Linked DNA regions of Homo sapiens: region 1 is linked to region 2. Evidence: read pairs that join two places in POLR2A ChIA-PET (ENCODE). Cell type or tissue: MCF 10A. All regions are shown on one strand. Each heading gives the region's core, and the rest is flanking DNA. Links, peaks and the distances in the headings are about the cores only.

Region 1 (5,336 bases), core at 2,837-5,336, 360 kb before region 2:
CTGTAACACAGGCTGCCACTTACCCATCCACCAACCCAACCTGAGCAGTAACACTTGCTATGGGGGAATGCACATGAGAATATTGGGAACATGGCAGGATTGGGGGGCGGGGCAGGTTGTGGGGCAGGAAGTAGAAGGAAAAAAGAAGCACAGGTCTCTGAAAGCAGGTTTAGGAAGACACTGAAGCCAAACCTCCCTCCTCTTGTTGTAGCTGAAGGAGAGGAACCAGGCGTGTACTTGAGCCAACTTAATGATGAGTCTTGCTTAAGACTCTACTTCTCTAGAGGATCAAGGAAGCTCTGGCACTGAATACAAGAATAGGAGGAAGCTGGACTCAGCAGCCGTCCCCAGCCTCCCACCTCTTGGGCTCAGCAGCTGTGCACCTCCCTGCTCCTGCACCCTGGACCCCTCCCTCCACAGGGCTCCCAGCCTCAAACAGTCAAGCTCACAAGTTGGCTGGGGCCAGCTTTCCCAGAAACTAGAAAGCTATGCTATGCATCTATCGTCTGTGAATCACTGCCCTCAGGTCATTAAGGAAACTTATTGGAGGTCTGATAGCTACAACGAGCTTAAAAGAAAAACTAAAACTTTTTCATGAACTGATAATAACTAGTTGAAAGTTTCAACTGTTCTCCCAAAGGAGTCAAGGGTGGTGTTATTTGAGCATAGTAAGATTGCCTCCTCTTCTAAGAAGTCATGTCAGAGAGCTAAGTACGTACCCCTGGAGACTCCAGCCCCATTGCCAATGAAACTATCTCGTACTAACTCTGCCTCTTCCCCCTTGGAGCTGAGGTCTGCCGAGGGGCTTCCAGGGAGAGTGTTCCTATTCTATAAAGAGCTACCCCTCTCTAGATTCCAGGATGCCTAGGCACTAGAGAGGGAAAGCCCTTTATAGAGTTCCTCTGTGTTTCCGGCTGCCAGGATGCCTAGGCACTAGATCCCCTCACAGGCCTGAGAGCCTCCCAAAACCACTGTACACACATATGCCCCTGATCCGATGGGGCGACTGAAATTCTTACCACTATTCGAGTCATTTCTCTGATCTACTCTCTAAAAGCCCCTATAAAAGCACAAATCATATACTATACAAATTATTACACAGCCCATCGTAGAAGTTTAGTTGGCTTTATTGGCTCCAGGGCTGAATGTTTTGCCCTAAGGCAGCGAATCAGAATCACTGTGGGTGAGGCTTAGGCATTTTACAATTTGTCCTGGAGATTTGAATGTGCAACCAGGATGAGGAACTGCTGCCCTCAGGGAGCGGTGCACAGAAGGGGAAAAAAGAGACTTAGGTCCCGGCCCTCCCCTGCTCCAGTCTAGACCAGCTCTGTGCCATGTTAAGAATGCCATTTGTAGGCTGGGCGTGGTGTCTCAAGCTTGTAATCCCAGCACTTTGGGAGGCCGAGGCAGGCAGATCAACTAAGGTCGGGAATTCGAGACCAGCCTGACCAACACGGAGAAACCCAGTCTCTACTAAAAATACAAAAATTAGCTGGGTGTGGTGGCGCATGCCTGTAATCCCAGCTACTCGGGAGGCTGAGGCAGAAGAATCGCTTGAACCCGGGAGGTGGAGGTTGCGGTGAGCCAAGATCCTACCATTGCACTCCAGCCTGGGAGACAAGAGCGAAACTCTGTCTTAAAAAAAAAAAAAAAAGAACTCCACCTGTCTCTTTGGCTTTCAGTTTGGACTTTCTTCTGGAAAATGAAAGAATGGGACTTGATGATCTTTGAGGTCCTTTCCATAGTCCTCAGCCTCTTGGCCAGAACCAAAAGATGAGTCTCTTTCAACTGCAACATTTTGTGACTATACAGGTTATTTTATGATTAGAAGAGCCAAATGGAGACTTTCTGGGAGTCCCTGAAGTCAAAACTGGCCAGGTTAACCCTCCTGTCCTTCATACAATTCCTTTTACCTGTTTACTGGCCATCAAACTCAGTGTTAAACCAACCTAACAGAAGGCAATGGCAACATCAAGGGCTGCTCCTAGCTATAAAAGGTGCATTAATCTTCGTAATGGTCCATCTTCCCCAGACCACTTCCTCCATCTGGACATTTATGGGACGGTGAATCAAGGGTTGCCCAGGAAGGTCTCTGTGCAATGCCAGCTCTGGCAGGTCACAATGTTCTGAGAGGGTTCTGAGTCCTAACCAAGAAGAGGCTTCTGCAGGCCAAGCTCCCGAAGGCTTCAGGGAGAAAAATGTCGTTATTCACTTTCTTCTGTCCAGGTCACAGTATGGCAGAAGAGGGACACATGTCCCCACTCTTCTTTGGCAAGTAATAATGCCAGAAGAATTTTGAATTCATCCTTTCGCAAAAATGGGAGATTGTTAAATAAAGATACATTGATAAATATGTATTCTGAGAAACACATTTTATTTTTCATGATAGATCTGTTCCTGAAAACATGGTGTTCAAGTTGAACATATGAAAACAGAACTTCTTTCTTCTTCAATGGAAGTGACACCTAACAATTTGGATTTAGATTTCTCTGCCTCTTACATCTACTGCTTGATAATGTAGAAACCAACATTCAAATCCAGGGAAGCAAATCCTTTTTTAAAAGATTTGATTAAATTATCTGAGGATAAATTGTGCCTTGTTTTTTATTTTTAACTATATTTTTGAGAGGGAGCTTCACAAACTCTTTATTATTCCCTTAAGATCCAACTTTTGGTTCTTATGACATCAGTTTCAGATGAGGACGCACAAGTCACTGTTCCCATTACTATATTGGGAGGGTGGGGTTCTGAAAATGTGCAATGTGAGTGGTGAGTCTTTGCTGGAAGGGTACTATCTTCTCATCTACCAAAGGGAAGGTGAGTAGAAAATTCCTAAAACTAAAAAATCAAGAAGTGGCAGTATCTATTTGTTATTTAAAAATATCAAGGTTAATAGCAAATAAATCTACTAAATTGAATTTAAAATGATGACCTACATCAAGAAATACCATAAGTCAAGTAAAAAGATCAGTGACAAAATGGGAAAAAATATTTGCAACTTAAATGTCAGACAAAGGTTAATTTCCATGGTATATAAAGTTTCTCAAAAAGGATAATTAAAAAGGTCAGCAATCACAGAAGAATCAGCTAGAGATATCAATAATTATTAGAAAAAGAAATGCAAATGGCCCTTAACATTATGAAAAGATGTCCAACCTCACTTAAAAGGCATTCAAATCAAAGCTAAACTGAGATACTATTTTAGACTTATCAAATTGGCAAAAATCCAAAATTTAAGAATACTCTGTTGGCAAGACTGGGAAAACAGACACTCTCATGCATTCCCAGTCATAATGCAAATTGGTTCAATCCCTACAGAGGATAATTTGGCAATATATAGCAGAATTGTTTATGCATATACCCTTAACCCAGGAATCTCACTTCTAGGCGCCTAACACAAAGATTATACTAGTGAAATATGAAAAGATACACACACACACACACACACACACACAAAAAAAACATACATACATATATATCTTTATACATAGATCTATTTATCTATGTATAGAAAGAGGCAATTTATTATAGCACTATTTGTAATAGCAAGACTGGATACAATCAGAATGCCTGTCAAAGGTGACTGGATGAATAAAGTATGGTACTTCCATACACTGGAGTATTAAAAAAACTGCAAAAAGGAAAGAGAAACATCTCTGAATTCTCCCATGAAGTAGTCTGCAGGATATGTTAAATGAAAAAAAGAATTACAAAAAATATACAGTATGCCACTTACATCAAAAATGTCTTGCCATGCCAGAAAGCAATAGAGCTATCAAAGAATGCTAAGACTTTATAGAAAGGACTCAGGATAAAATGGCACAGCCAATTTTGAAAAAGTTTGGCAGTTCCTCAAAAACGTGAACAGAGTTATCGTATAACCCAGCAATTTCATTCCTAAGTATATACCCCCAAAATTAACAACGTATGTCCACACAAAAACTTGCACATGAATGTTCACTAGCAGCATTATTTGTAACCTGCCCAAGGTGGAAACAACCCAAATGTCTATTGACTGATAAAAGATAAAATGTGGTATATCCATACAAGGGAATATTATTTATCCATAGATAGGAAGTACTGCTACATGTTAAAATATGGATGAACCTTGAAAACACTCTGCTAAGTGAAAGAAGCCAGTCACAAAAGGCCACATATTATATGATTTCATTTGCATGAAACGCCCAGAACAGGAAAATCTGTAGAGACAGAAAGTAGATTGGTAGTTGTCAGGAGCTGGGAGTGGGAGGGGGAATGGGTAGCGACTGCTAATGGGTATGTGGTTTCTTCTTCGGGTAAGGCAGTTATCCTGAAATTAGATGGTGGTGATAGTTGCACAACTTTTTGAATATACTAAAAACCATTGGCCGGGCGTGATGGCTCACGCCTGTAATCCCAGCACTTTGGGAGGCTGAGGGGGCGGATCACAAGGTCAGGAGATTGAGACCATCCTGGCTAACATGACTAAAAATACAAAAAATTAGCCGGGTGTGGTGGCAGGCACCTGTAGTCCCAGCTACTCGGGAGGCTGAGGCAGGAGAGTGGTGTGAACCTGGGAGGCGGAGCTGGCAGTGAGCCGAGATTGTGCCACTGCACTCTAGCCTGGGCGACAGAAAGAGACTCCCCCGCAAACAAACAAACAAACAAAAAAACCCATTGAACTGTACAATTTAAAATGGTGACTTTTATGGTATATTGAATTGTTTCTCAATTAAAAAGGCATATACATTAGGGCTGGGCATGGTGGCTCATGCCTGTAATCCCAGCACTCTAGGGGGCTGAGGCAGGAAGACAACTTGAGTTCAGGAGCTCGAGACCAGCCTGGCCAATACGGTGAAATCCTATCTCTACTAAAAATACAAAAATTAGCGGGGGCATGGTGGTGGGCACCTGTAATCTCAGGTACTCAGGAGGCTGAGGCAGGAGAATCGCTTGAACCCAGGAGGTGGAGGGTGCAGTGAGCCGAGATCATGCCAGTGCACTCCAGCCTGGGAGACAGAGCGAGACTGTCTCAAAAAAAAAAAAAGATATATACACTAAATTTTTAAAGAAAATATTCATTGATAAACAAAAAACAACACAAAAGGACTAAGGTACCAACATAAATCAGCTCCATTTGCCAAAGTCGGGACAATTTGAGCATCAAAGTAGTAACTATAAGTGACTCAAACATATAAAATATGTTTAAATCCATGATTTGGCCAGGCGTGGTGACTCATGCCTGTAATCCTAGCACTTTGGGAGGCAGAGGCGGGTGGATCACGAGGTCAGGAGTTCAAGACCAGCCTGGCCAAGATGGTGAAACTCCATCTCTACTAAAAATACAAAAAAAATTA
Region 2 (6,505 bases), core at 2,982-5,481:
CTTCTCAGGCTTATTTTTTGTCTTTTAGAGTCCTCATTGAAAAGATGATGAGAAATTCCACAGAAGATATCATGTCTTTGTCCACCCAAGGGGACTACATCAATCTACAAACCAAGTCCTCCAGCTGGTCCTGCTGCTAGTAGTGTTTGGCTTATTTTCCATCCCAGTTCTGGGAGGTCTTTTAAGTCTCTTCCCTTTGGTTGCCCACCTGACAATTTTATTAAGTACATTTGAATTGTCTCCTGACTACTGTCCAGTAAGGAGGCCCATTGTCACTTAGAAAAGACACCTGGAACCCATGTGCATTTCTGCATCTCCTGGATTAGCCTTTCACATGTTGCTGGCTCACATTAGTGCCAGTTAGTGCCTTCGGTGTAAGATCTTCTCATCAGCCCTCAATTTGTGATCCGGAATTTTATGAGAAGGATTAGAAATCAGCACCTGCGTTTTAGAGATCATAATTCTCACCTACTTCTGAGCTTATTTTTCCATTTGATATTCATTGATATCATGACTTCCAATTGAGAGGAAAATGAGATCAAATGTCATTTCCCAAATTTCTTGTAGGCCGTTGTTTCAGATTCTTTCTGTCTTGGAATGTAAACATCTGATTCTGGAATGCAGAAGGAGGGGGTCTGGGCATCTGTGGATTTTTGGCTACTAGAAGTGTCCCAGAAGTCACTGTATTTTTGAAACTTCTAACGTCATAATTAAGTTTCTCTTGTCTTGGCATCAAGAATAGTCAAGTTTTTTGGCCGGGCATGGTGGCTCATGCCTGTAATCCCAGCACTTGGGGAGGCCAAGGCAGGCGGATCACATGAGGCCAGGAATTCGAGACCAACCTGGTCAGCATGGCAAAACCCCGTCTCTACTAAAAGTACAAAAATTAGCCAGGCGTGATGGCACGTGTCTGTAATCCCAGCTACTCTGGAGACTGAGGTGGGAGAATCGCTTGAGACTGGGAGGCAGAGGTTGCAGTGAACCGAGATCATGCCACCGCACTTCAGCCTGGGTGACAGAGAAGGACTCCGTCTCAAAAAAAAAAGAAAAAAGAATAGTCATTTTTAAACTACCTATCTCATGCAATGAAAGCATTTTCTTCCACAAAGAGCTTAATCCTCATGATAGGATTGCCTAGTGTCTCCCATTTGCAGGTTTCTGGGTTGATGTCTTAATGCATAATACTGCAAGTGACATCAGCTGGCTGTGATGCTTCGAAATAGGTCTGCTCCTCACAGCTTTGGGAATCTGAATGGAAGAAGAAAAGAGAGAAGTTAACAACCTCCACTGGGGCAACTTTGTGAACACGTAGGCACTTAGTCATAGGAAACATATTATGTGCAGGTCCTAGCCTGGGGGAGGAAAGTAGATAGACAGAAAATCATTAGGTAATTTAAGTACTAAATTGGGCAGGGCTTTTTAGTATCAAATCACTACTAGACCATTTAATTTGTTAAATTATCTCTAGGATGGTGATTTATAACCTACCCAAAGTTATCGATATTCTTACTAAACTCTGAGGCCTGAAGTTCTGTGATAGACCTTAAATAAGTGTCCTAAGTCAGTGGTTCCCAAATCTGGCTGGTCGGGAATACCTGGGAAGTTTGTTAAAATTTTTTAAAAATGTTTTAAGATTTTTGGGTCCTGAGCCAGCCGTGGTGGCTCACACCTGTAATCCCAGCACTTTGGGAGGCTGAGGCAGGTGGATCGCCTGAGGTCAGGAGTTCAAGATCAACCTGGCCAACATACTGAAACCCCGTCTCTACTAAAAATAAGAAAAATTAGCTGGGCGTGGTGGCGGGCACCTGTAATCCCAGCTACTTGGGAGACTGAGGCAGGAGAATCGCTTGAACCTGGGAGTTAGAGGTTGCAGTGAGCTGAGATCACACCATTGCGCTTCAGCCTGGGCAACAAGAGTGAAACTCCATCTCCAAAAAAAAAAAACAAAAAGAAAAAGATTTTTGGGTCCCGACCTCAAACCTACTGAATCAGAATTTCTAGGGATGAAGCCTAGGAATGTGTTGTTGTTTTCAGAGCTTCCCTGGTGATTGTGATAAGCCTGGTTTGGAAACCATTGCTGGAGAACTTTGTAAAGATACAGAGACCCAGACCTTTTGTATTTACATTTAAATACAAATACAAATCCTGGGTTTCTATATATTCTGTTAGCTTTTCAGGTGATTCTGCTACACAGACGTTGAAAACCACTGCCCTAAGAAAGAGATCAGAGGCCACATATCAGAGAGAAAAGGGACCAAACCTTCGGTGGTTTGTTGTGTGTCGTTTTAATGCCAATTATTTTAACTTGCACAGTCTTCTGAAACCTTGTATTAATAGTTCTCTTTTGTATTACCATTTTCAGGTAGGGTTTTGATCACTATGATTCTGAAGATAATAGTGAAATAGTGAATTTCATTGATATGAAGAGATAATTGATTTTCATTCATTGGTTTGAACACCTGCAAAATCACAAATAAATGAGAACTAAGTCTTGTATTCATGGTGGTTATTGGCCTTTAATGTGAGTTTGTCAAAGTGCTGTTTTATACTGATAGCTCAAGAGGATTGCGGAAATGGAGACTTTATTTTTTAAATACCTTTTTCTAAATTTTCAATTCAAGGGGTACGTGTGCAAGTTTGTTACATGGATATATTGTGTGATGCTAAAGCTTGGGTTTCTGCTTAGCCTGTCTCCCAAGTAGTGAACATAGCACCCAGTCGGCACTTTTTCAACGCTTACTCCCTCTCTCCCCACTTTTGGGAGTCTCCAGTGTCTGTTGTTCCCATCTTTATGTGTGTGCCCAATGTTTACCTCCCACTTACAAGTGAGAAATGTGGTTAAATACCTTCTTTTAAAATGAAGGTAAATATTATTCTGTTTACCTGTTAACTTACTAATACCAATTGCTTAGATCCATCTGCCTAGTACCAATTCAGTACTTGATGGAACATGCCAAATACTACTTGGAAACGTGACCTTTTTGAAAAACTGAATGTGCTTGCTTTTCCCATTTGCTGACTCAGGATTTACCTGCCTTTTCAAGCATTGTTAGAGGCTGGCCAGCCAGCCAGCCCTTCTGGATATTCTCTCCCAACTGGTGAACATTATAGGCCTGAAACTAATTAAAGAAGGAACTGAAATATACCTAATTCCTCTTCGTGCCCCTATCCATAAGAGAAAAGCAATTATGATTAGGAAAAATAAAATATTTACATGAATGGAAATGCGATGCTACTAAAAATAATTAGGTCTTATCACTCGGATGCTACCTCTTTGGTGCATTCAAAAGAGGTAGCGTCCAAAATTGTTTGGAACGTAGATATCGTAGCCCCTCCCTAGAGGAGGTCCTACATTTGAGACAAGATGCCTCTCCAACCACTCAGGTGGCTTTTGGTCAAAAAAGAAAACAGTTCCCCCAGAGTGTTCTCAGAAACCCTAAGGGAGGGCTGAGAACACAGCTGTGGGGTAGTGTCTGCCCTGACTTTCTTCTTTGAACAGAAGAAATTTGGTCACTTAGCTGAGTGACCAAATAAGTGGAGCAGAGGAGATTGTAGGTCAGGGAAGGCCCTTTAGCAGTAAAGAATGGTCTGCTGCTTTATCACTACTATTGCGCCAGAATTACCCCAAGGTGTTTCCCTAATTCACTTTCTCCAGGTAGGGTCCCTCACTGTTTCCTGTTATCTCCAGATTTAACTTTTTCTGTAGGTGGTCTCTCTTCGGTCCTCAGGATACTATCTCATCTAACGTGAGGCCTGTCTTGCCTGATACTTTTGTAGGCAGTGGCTAAGGCCATGGTTAGAGGATGTAAAAATTTCCATGGAATTCTGTAAAATCTAGTAACCAGATTGCCCAAGGAAACTAAACTCAATGTACTTTTCCCCTTCAACCTTTTTGTTTGTTTGTTTGTTTGTTTGTTTGTTTGAGATGGAGTCTCGCTCTGTCACCAGGCTGGAGTACAGTGGTGCGATCTCAGCTCACTGCAACCTCCGCCTCCCACGTTCAACCGATTCTCCTGCCTCAGCCTGCCGAGTAGCTGGGACTACAGGCGCCTGCCGCCACACCCAGCTAATTTTTGTATTTTCAGTAGAGACATGGTTTCACCATGTGGGACAGGATGGTCTCGATCTTTGACCTCGTGATCCACCTGCCTCAGCCTCCCGAAGTGCTGGGATTACAGGCATGAGCCACTGCACCCAGCCTTCCCCTCCACCCTTCTTGGTTCACTGTGTATAGGAAGATTTCCTCAGCTGTGTAAGTGACTCATCTGTTAAAGCCAAATAACCCCCAAAGCTGCAGGTTAGAATAGGCAGGAAGTCACTAGAAAATGAGGTATTCTGGAAAGAATTCTACATATAATTATATATATGATATATTATATATAGAGAGAGTTGGGTTTTGTTTGTTTGTTTTGAGACAGGGTCTCACTCTATCACTGAAGCTGGACTGCAGTCCAGTGGCACAATCTCAGCTTACTGCAGCCTTGACCTTCTGGATGCAAGCCATCCTCCCACCTCAGCCTCGAGTAGCTGGGACTATACACGCATGCCACCACACCTGGCCAATTTTTGTATTTTTATAAAGACAGGGTTTCACCATGTTGCCCAGGCTGGTCTTGAACTCCTGAGCTCAGGTGATCTGCCTGCCTCTACCTCCCACAGTGCTGGGATTATAGGAGGCATGAGCCACCGCACACCCAGCCTTGCATTATGTCTTTTTTTTTTTTTTTTTTTTTTTTTGAGATAGGGTCTCACTCTGTCACGCAGGCTGGAGTGTAGTGGTGCGATCTCGGCTTGCTACAGCCTCAACCTCCTAGACTCAATCAATCCTCCAACCTTCCCACCTCGGCCTCATGAGTAGCTGGGACTACAGGCTCATGCCCCCACGCCCAGCTGATTTTTGTACTTTTTGTAGAGACAGGGTTTCACCATATTTCTACATATTTTTTTATTCTGCCATAAATACCAGAGACTTCAGGATATAGTCAGAATATATGACCTTTGTTGTTAGAAAAACCCTGCCTGCCTTTAGTTTTCCAGCATGACCTGAATTCTCTGAAGTTTTAGCTGCAGTTTTGGTATAATGGTATTTATTGTTCTATATTAGAGTTCTCCAGGGAAACAGAACCAATAAGAGAGATTGGTAAATATTATAAGTAAAAGATATATAGAAATAAACATATAGGGAGATATAGATATATAAATATATGTGTATTTATTATAAGGAATTGGCTTACACAATTATGGAGGCTGGCAAATCCAAAATCTGCAGAGCTTGGCTGGGTGCAGTGGCTCACGCCTGTAGTCCCAACACTTTGGGAGGCTGAGGCGAGCGGATCCTTTGAGGTTGGGAGTTCAAGATAAGCCTGGCCAACATGATGAAACCCCATCTCTACTAGAAAATACAAAAATTAGCCAGGCATGGTGGTGGGCGCCTGTAGTCCCAGCTACTCGGCAGGCTGAGGCAGGAGAATCACTTGAACGTGGGAGGCGGAGGTTGCAGTGAGCCAAAATCATGCCACTGCACTCCAGCCTGGGTAACAGAGTGAGACACTGTCTCAAAAAAAAAAAAAATCTGCAGAGCTGTTGTCTAGTGGGCTGGAAAAGTCAATGTTCCAGTTTAAAGCCTGTCAGGAAGGAGAATTCTCTTTTACTTGGGGGAAGGTAGTATTTTGTTCTACTGAGGCCTTCAACTGATTGGATGAGGCCCACCTACATTGGGAAGAACAATCCGCTTTACTCAGTCTGCCAATTTAAATGTTAATCTCATCCAAAACACCCTCACAGAAACACCCAAAATAATGTCTTGGCCAAGTATTTGGGCGCCCTGTGGTCCAGTCAAGTTGACACATAAAATTAACCATCACATCATGATGGGTACTGTTTTGATTCCTTTTTTTTATAGTCTAATTTAATTTGCAATCAAGTTAAAGTTCATCTGATTAAGAACTATATGTTAGTGGGAATAAAGAAAGCAGATAGGAAGAGGAAAGAGGTATTTTATGATTTATTTTGTATAGAATTCGTCCCTCAGATCTGTGAGTTGTATATGCCTCTTACACTATCTTTGAAATAAGAAAGTAAGCAATTCTTCCCATTCTGTGTTTCAGGGAACAAATGTCTTGAAATTTGACTGAAAGGCAGCTGGTTGAATTTGTAATACAGCCAAGGCATAACTGCAAGTCTTCTCATTCTCTGTCTCCATTCTGTCATTTAGGTTTCTGGGAAACATTTGGCCTGAAAAACCTATTTTAGAAAATAAGCCCAGACATTTAGAGAAACAGAACTGAGCCCTTTGGGTTTTGAAACTCTTGGTTTGTGTTAGATATCTTTTGAGAACATGTTCATGTGTGAAATAGAGACATGCATGTAATTAAATTTGGGGCCAAATTAGGTGCAGTTAGAATAGCATGCAGTGCAGACATATCCCAAGCTGTTTAATTGACAAGTTCCACTTACTAAGATATGTCACCTTAGTGACTGTCATTTAATTTTGAATATCAGCTTT

What was found. ChIA-PET counts read pairs that join two places held together with the same protein. Peaks named below come from ENCODE experiments on the same cell type or tissue, not always from the same donor. Only the 100,000 strongest peaks of a DNase experiment are listed, where the experiment ranks them.
Region 1: POLR2A ChIA-PET joins it to region 2 with 6 read pairs; 2 of 35 experiments call an interaction of 5 or more read pairs at or near these places.

Annotation. Positions count from the first base shown.
Region 1 is chr1:206,123,460-206,128,795 of GRCh38, reverse strand. AVPR1B-DT (AVPR1B divergent transcript) reads right to left here. Exons shown (of 3, transcript NR_186693.1): 3 at 1,991-2,306. It overlaps LOC105372869 (a long non-coding RNA gene), which reads left to right. Exons shown (of 3, transcript XR_922476.3): 3 at 2,390-2,590. Among named protein-coding and RNA genes, the nearest start is that of AVPR1B-DT, 8.3 kb to the right of the region's middle. In MCF 10A, for the core only: no CTCF peak of the experiment used is centred there; no DNase peak of the experiment used is centred there.
Region 2 is chr1:205,763,977-205,770,481 of GRCh38, reverse strand. RAB29 (RAB29, member RAS oncogene family) reads left to right here. Exons shown (of 6, transcript NM_003929.3): 6 at 29-2,496. The coding sequence ends at 140. Among named protein-coding and RNA genes, the nearest start is that of RAB29, 8.3 kb to the left of the region's middle. In MCF 10A, for the core only: no CTCF peak of the experiment used is centred there; a DNase peak (open chromatin) is centred at 4,251.